Regions from separate parts of the Mus musculus genome. Here region 2 is linked to region 1. Evidence: chromatin contacts called from ENCODE POLR2A ChIA-PET data. All regions are on one chromosome and are shown on one strand. The core of a region is the stretch at or near the end of the contact, and the rest is flanking DNA. Distances in the headings are between cores, read along the strand shown.

The links. ChIA-PET counts read pairs that join two places held with the same protein, here RNA polymerase II (POLR2A).
Region 2: POLR2A ChIA-PET joins it to region 1 with 10 read pairs in Patski. The contact joins the promoter of Lamb2 here to the promoter of Rhoa in region 1. POLR2A ChIA-PET finds 5 or more read pairs at or near these places in 2 of 5 experiments (Patski and embryonic stem cell).

Annotation. Positions count from the first base shown.
Region 1 is chr9:108,304,588-108,307,821 of GRCm38, forward strand. It overlaps Rhoa (ras homolog family member A), which reads left to right and starts at 1,573. Exons shown (of 6, transcript NM_016802.5): 1 at 1,573-1,966. It overlaps Tcta (T cell leukemia translocation altered gene), which reads right to left and starts at 1,572. Exons shown (of 3, transcript NM_001311156.1): 1 at 1,135-1,572; 2 at 739-793. The coding sequence starts at 1,357.
Region 2 is chr9:108,478,234-108,481,467 of GRCm38, forward strand. Lamb2 (laminin, beta 2) reads left to right here and starts at 1,629. Exons shown (of 33, transcript NM_008483.3): 1 at 1,629-1,741; 2 at 1,825-1,910; 3 at 2,045-2,217; 4 at 2,305-2,440; 5 at 2,523-2,596; 6 at 3,001-3,189. The coding sequence starts at 1,826.

The DNA of each region.
Region 1 (3,234 bases), core at 323-2,822:
CTCCAAGTTCACCATCACAGCCTGATCTAGTCTCCTAAAGTTACATTTCCCCTTGCTACTGGGTCTTGTTTTATCTATTTCTTTTTCTTTTCTTTTCTTTTTTTTTTTTTTTTTTGGTGTTTTGAGACAGGGTTTCTCTGTGAAGCCCTGGCTGTCCTGGAACACACTCTGTAGACCAGGCTAGCCTCGAACTCAGAAATCCACCTGCCTCTGCCTCCCAAGTGCTCAGATTAAAGGTGTGCGCCACCACTGCCTGGCAGAGTCTGAGTTGTCCTTGTTTTCTGGTGTACTGTGACCTCTGCCGTGTGGTAGAAGCTCAGAGATTAGCTGAATGAAATGTCCTGATAAGTAAGCTGTTGTTTTTAGAGATTAGGAGGTTGACTTGATGAGGTCGTATGCTAAGAATAGAGACTGTTAGGCTGGGGGTTATAGCTCCAGTGGTACAGTACTTGCCTAGAATAGATGTTCTTGCCTTCCTAAAGAAAGACTTCCCAACCAAGGGATTTGTTTTCAATAGACCTGGCACATCACCTTTCTGAAATTAAGGTAACACCACCATCCATCCCCACTGAACATGCTGATGAGAGGCTCTAAAGCCACTGGGAACCCCCAACTGGAATCCTGAGCTCTACCATTAGCCTTGAAGGATTCTTGCACAGCCACTAAGCTGGTGCACTCACATGCTGAGAGTTCTCTGCCTGTCAAGCATGGGGTTGGGATAGACAGAGATTTACTCACCATGAAGAGAAATGTGTGGAGCCATCAGGTGTGGATCCATTCTGGCCACCCAGACCTGGAGGCAGGAACACACCCATAGCTGCAGGAGGCTGAGGGTGGGGATCTGAGCAGGCAATAGCCCAGGTCAGGTCAGGGGCCACTGGTATAGTTTAATAGAGATTGAGGCTGGGATACTAGGGACTAGTGGTATTGTCCAGGAAGGGTTTTGAGAAACAGTTAACAACGTGATGATGGGCATGAGGGGCTTGTGGTGTAAAATGGTACGGGGTTGTAAGTCTGGGTACAGTGAGGCTCCTGGAGGACCAGTGGTAGTCTATGTGGACACAGGAGAACCCAATGGTACAGTATGGTGGTGGTAGGGACAGCCGGGCCAAGGAGGTTCGTAGGGAGCCTCACCTGGACGGTGATACAACCCGGTCACTGTGTTCCCGTAGAACCCCCAGGCCAGCTGGATGCCCAGGAGACTTAACACCAACCACAGCAGGAGCAGCTTGAAGAGAGTCACTCGCATGTCTTGTGTCTCCCACTCCCGCAGAAAGTCGCTGCCCAGGGTGCCCAGCGCTCCGAGCACCGTGGCGGGCAAAGCTTGCAGAAACTGCCCGGCCCAAGGCTCCGCCATGACTGGCCAGCGCCCCACCGGGAGTACTGTCACCGTAGTTCTTACTGCGCAAGCGTATGGTCTTCCGGGGTTAGGCCTGTCAGTGCGCACGCGTAATACAAGGCAAGGAAGATCTACTTCGCTTGCGCGAAGTGTTGGCAGTTTGGGGAGGGGTTTTTAAAACCGCGCAGGCGCACCCAGCCCCACCCTGCTTGCTTAAAGGATGAGTGATTCGGTGAGGATAAAATAGCAACTCGCTCTTTTATAGCCCCGGTGTTCCCGTCATGCTCCACGCGTCTGCCATGATTGGTTAAGCGTCTAGCTCTCAGGGCGTGGATGCGTTCTTGAGCAATCGTGGCTGAACTGAGAGTGTGCGCGCGTGCGCGGGGCCGCGACTGGCGCCAGCTCGAGCCCGCAGGGCGCTCGGGGCCGCGCACGTCGCTCCCCGCCCTCCCGCCACCGCCCGCCCTCGTTCGCTCGCGCTCCCCGCCCGCCGCCCGCGGTCCTCCGTCGGTTCTCTCCATAGCCCGCCGTCTCCCACGGAGCTGCCCGTCCTTGGCTCGGAGCTCGCGGACTCGCGGACAAGCGTCCTCAGCGCGAAGAGGCCGGACTCGGAGTCCTCGCCTTGAGGTGAGCAGGAGCATTTCCCTCCAGCCGCCTCGGCTCCGGGCCCGGCTGGTCGGCTGATCGGCAAGCACTTTTCCGGCCTCCGGCCCGTCGCCTGCCCGCGGTCGCGCCCCACCTGCTGCTCTCGGCCCGCAGCCCCTCGCCCCGGCCCCTGACCTGGGGCCCCGCGCCCGAGGCGGCGGCCCCGCCCGCGCAGTCCCCGGAAGCGCGCCCCGCCGCCTCCAGTCCCCCTTCCCCCGCCCGGCCGGGCCTGGTGGAGCCCTAGCCGCCCGCCCTCCTCGTCGCTTCCTCTCAGGGTTGCGCCGGGCTGGGCGGGGGCTCCCGGCCGGTCCGCGACCGCGCTGGGGTAGCCTGCCACTGCGAAGCGCGTGTGGCTGTCGGGAGTTGGACTAGGCAAGAAACTCTTTTACAACTCCATTTTGCCTTTTGCATTGAACGTGGATTATTAATCCCGTTCTATACCGGGTGAAGACAGTGAGGGTTTGGGTGGATTTTCTGTTTTGAGTGCCGTATTATTGGAGATTGTGTAAGTAAAAGATTGTTTTGAAATCTTAGCGGTTATGACTCTATGGGGGAAGGTATTTTCCAGTCGAAAAAACACATAATAATTTGGCGAGGTTGCATCAAAATAGATGCATTTCTGCTTAAAGTTATTACTTCAATTAAGAATCACTGATGGGTTCCCCTTTTCAGGTCGGTTTCGTAAAATTGCATTTTTTGCAGGCAAGTTGATTTAAAAAAAAAAAAGTTCATGTTTAGTAGCTGATAGTGGAAAATTTGACACCATTTTTTTTCTTTTTTGCCCCAGAATTGGTTCTACTTGTATTTTCTAATAGTCATCACTAAATTTTGACCTATTAGTTATTTATTTGGTTTTGTCTTCTGGTATATTTTGAAATAAGTGCTTTTTGCATGTTATATATAACATTATATATGTATAATATGTAGTACACGTATAATGTACATCCCCCATGCCAGTCTGAAAGGGGAAAACTTATATTTTAGGATGCGGTATGTGGTGAGAATTTTTAGCCACTTAGTGTCACGTGCCCAAATGTGTATGTACCATGTGGAATGTTTTTTTCACCTTTCATTGGCTAGTTTGAGCATTTGACTCACGTATTATTAAACTAAGAAAACAAGATCAGGTCTTAATATTGAAGACTCTGAGATGTTGTTTGGAGTATTTCTCCGGAGCAGTGACGTTTCTTAGGGACATAAAATATATGGAGCTTGTTTTTTTCCTATTTTATTTTCCTCTTTGGTGTTGG
Region 2 (3,234 bases), core at 379-2,878, 170 kb after region 1:
GAATCCCAAGCCTTCATCCCCTGAATATCATGCACATGTCGGGGCACACACATCTCTTACTAAAGAAGAACCAGGAGGGGTGAGTTCAAGGTTAGCCCTAGAAACAGGAGATTCTGTCTCAGAAATAAAAAACAAAACGGACAGCTGGGCATGGTGGCGCACGCCTTTAATCCCAACACTGGGGAGGCAGAGGCAGGCAGATTTCTGAGTTCAAGGCCAGCCTGGTCTACAAAGTGAGTTCCAGGACAGCCAGGGCTATACAAAGAAACCCTGTCTCGAAATAAATAAATAAATAAATAAATAAATAACCCTGTCTCTAAATAAATAAATAAATAAATATGACTCTATGATGTCCCTCATTGGCCGTCTAACCTTGAGACTAGAACTATCATGTAACTCCCTCTAATGCCCTTAGCCCCATCCTGCCCCTTTATCGAGTGATCTAAAATTCTGACCTATCACCTCTAGCATACCAGAGCTTCCCTAGATTGCTCACAGGACTCCTCTAGGTGACAGGAGAGTCTACTCTAGTGACAGGGAAAATCAGCGGATTGACTGCCCCGCCCCCATCCTCCTTTGTGAGGCGGAAAGTTTCCTCTGAACTTTCAGCTTTCCCACAGGCGCCTGCAGCTTCCAGTAATCTTTGCTTGATCTCCAGCAGTCTGTTCATAGCGGTGGCACTCAAAGCAAGCCGTACGGACCTGAACCCACCCTCTTCCCGCCTGAAGTCCCAGGGGTCTGGGTGGGGCGCGCGCCTAGTGGGTGCGCGCATTCCAACCCTCCGCTCCCGGGCTGCCAGGCGACTGGAAAGTCCGGCGTGGATAAATAGTCACAAGATTCGGATTCACTTGTTGCTGGTGGTCCAGAGTCTGTCACCCAGAACCCATCCTCTGGGTAACTGAGTAGCCACAGCCCATTTTAATCAGGAAACAGGCAACCTTTCTCGCAACCCATTTGCTGGAGTGCTTATGGACGGTCGAGTTCCTCGGAGTTCTGTTTCAGGCAGTAGTGCGTGGCCTTTCCAGTATCTCCGAGAGCTCAGTCCTAGTCTATCCTTTGGGGCGTCCTAAACCTTTCCACAGGTACAATAGAATTCTAGCTTGCACCTTTCCCATCCATCTCCCGACTGATGCTGTAACCCTGGGAGCCCCGCGGCTGATTTGTGGTTTCCATAGTGACACCAGGACAAAGGCCATAAGCTCCTTCCATCTGCCTTCCTGATACACAAAGATCACAAACCTCTCGATTTACCTCTGCCACCCGCCAACTCCACGAGCCCTCTTCCTGTCCCCTGAATGCCATGCTTGCCAGCAACCCCTGGTTCACATCGGGACTTAAGGGATCCGATGAAGATATGTGGACCAGGATGCTCTGTCTTTGAGCAGCCTACTCTAATTTCTTTTTGGATGCTCCCTTTTAGTTCCTCGAACTAAGCTGCTTCTTTGCTAAGTACACATCTGCTAAATAAACTTCAGCTTAAAAAGAAAGTGGATGAAGTAACCAAAGTCTGGTTCTTAGGATGAGGGTTGTCTGCAGCGGGCAGGGGTATGGTAGGGGGTGGGGTGCTATCCTCAGTTATAATCCTATTTTAGATCCACTCCGTGTTTTACTTCCTTCCCTTGCTTTCCAACTTTACTCAAAGTCGTCAGAGTCTCTCAGATTGTGGAGGAGTGACTGCTAGGTCCGACCCTGGACAGATTGAGGGCCTGGAGGGACACCAGCCCAGTACCCACACGGTCGGGTCAGCATCAGCCCCAAGGGAGGTGGTGGGCTTTCGTCTGTGGACTCTTTATCTCTCTTTATCTCTATTTTACTTTTCTTCAGGATGGAGTGGGCCTCAGGAGAACCAGGGAGGGGCAGGCAGGGACAGCCTTTGCCATGGGAACTTCGCTTGGGCCTACTTCTAAGTGGTGAGGGGGCCTGGTGAGGCCTAAGGTTGTGGGATGTGATGGTAGGTCCAGGGGTGGCAGGCTGTTCCCAGGGGCCCAAGGGATGGGGCTAGTCACCAGGAGTCCTGCTGAGCTGATTGACCCACTGTCCTCAGTGCTGGCTGCCACATTGGCCCAGGCCCCGTCCTTGGATGTACCTGGCTGTTCTCGAGGAAGCTGCTATCCAGCCACCGGTGACCTGTTGGTGGGCCGTGCGGACAGACTGACGGCCTCATCCACGTGTGGCTTGCATAGCCCTCAACCCTACTGTATTGTCAGTCACCTGCAGGTGCTTCTGGGGCCCCAGAGGAGAGGGCTGGGTCAGGGTGGGGTCGGCCCCAGCTAAGGTACCTATCCTACACTCCACCCAATCCAGGACGAAAAGAAGTGTTTCCTGTGTGACTCCCGACGTCCCTTCTCTGCTCGAGACAACCCAAATAGTCATCGGATCCAGAATGTAGTCACCAGCTTTGCGCCACAACGCCGGACAGCCTGGTGGCAATCGGAGAACGGTGAGCCCCTGAGTAGGTCATCAGGATGACTAGGGCTTGTAACCAGTAACCGCAGAACCTTGACCCCCTATTCCTGCTGCAGGGGTTCCAATGGTCACCATCCAACTGGACCTGGAAGCTGAGTTTCATTTCACCCACCTCATTATGACGTTCAAGGTGCCTGCGCGTCAGCGAACCCGCCTGATTTTGCTTTGCTTCTCAGTACCCCCTAACAGAGTCCTAGCTCTACAACGAAGCTTCCCTGAGCTCCTGTGTTGTGCTCTATGTGTGAAGCATGGTCACGTCCTGCATGGCTTCCATAGTTGAACACCTCTGCACATGCTCTCTTGTGCCCCATTCCTAGGCTAAGTCAGATACAGTCTCTCTGGGTCTCGTGGTATTTTAACCTGCCTGTCAGAGGTGGCTGTCCTCCCTGGTCTGATCATGGTCTGGCTTTCCTAGTCTTTCCCATGTGTCTGAGATGCTCAGCAGTGATCATGACTAAGCAGAGCTCTCCGTAACCTAGGCTGGACTGAAGTCCTGGTTCCTGCTAGTCAGACATGTCCTCCTTCCCCATCCAGACGTTCCGGCCTGCTGCTATGCTGGTGGAGCGTTCTGCAGACTTTGGCCGCACCTGGCACGTGTACCGATATTTTTCCTATGACTGCGGGGCTGACTTCCCGGGAATCCCACTGGCCCCGCCACGTCGCTGGGATGATGTAGTGTGTGAGTCCCGCTACTCAGAAATCGAGCCGTCTACGGAAGGCGAGGTAAGGGCTGGGACCCAGCTAGTGGGGTCTGTGATGGACGTGAAG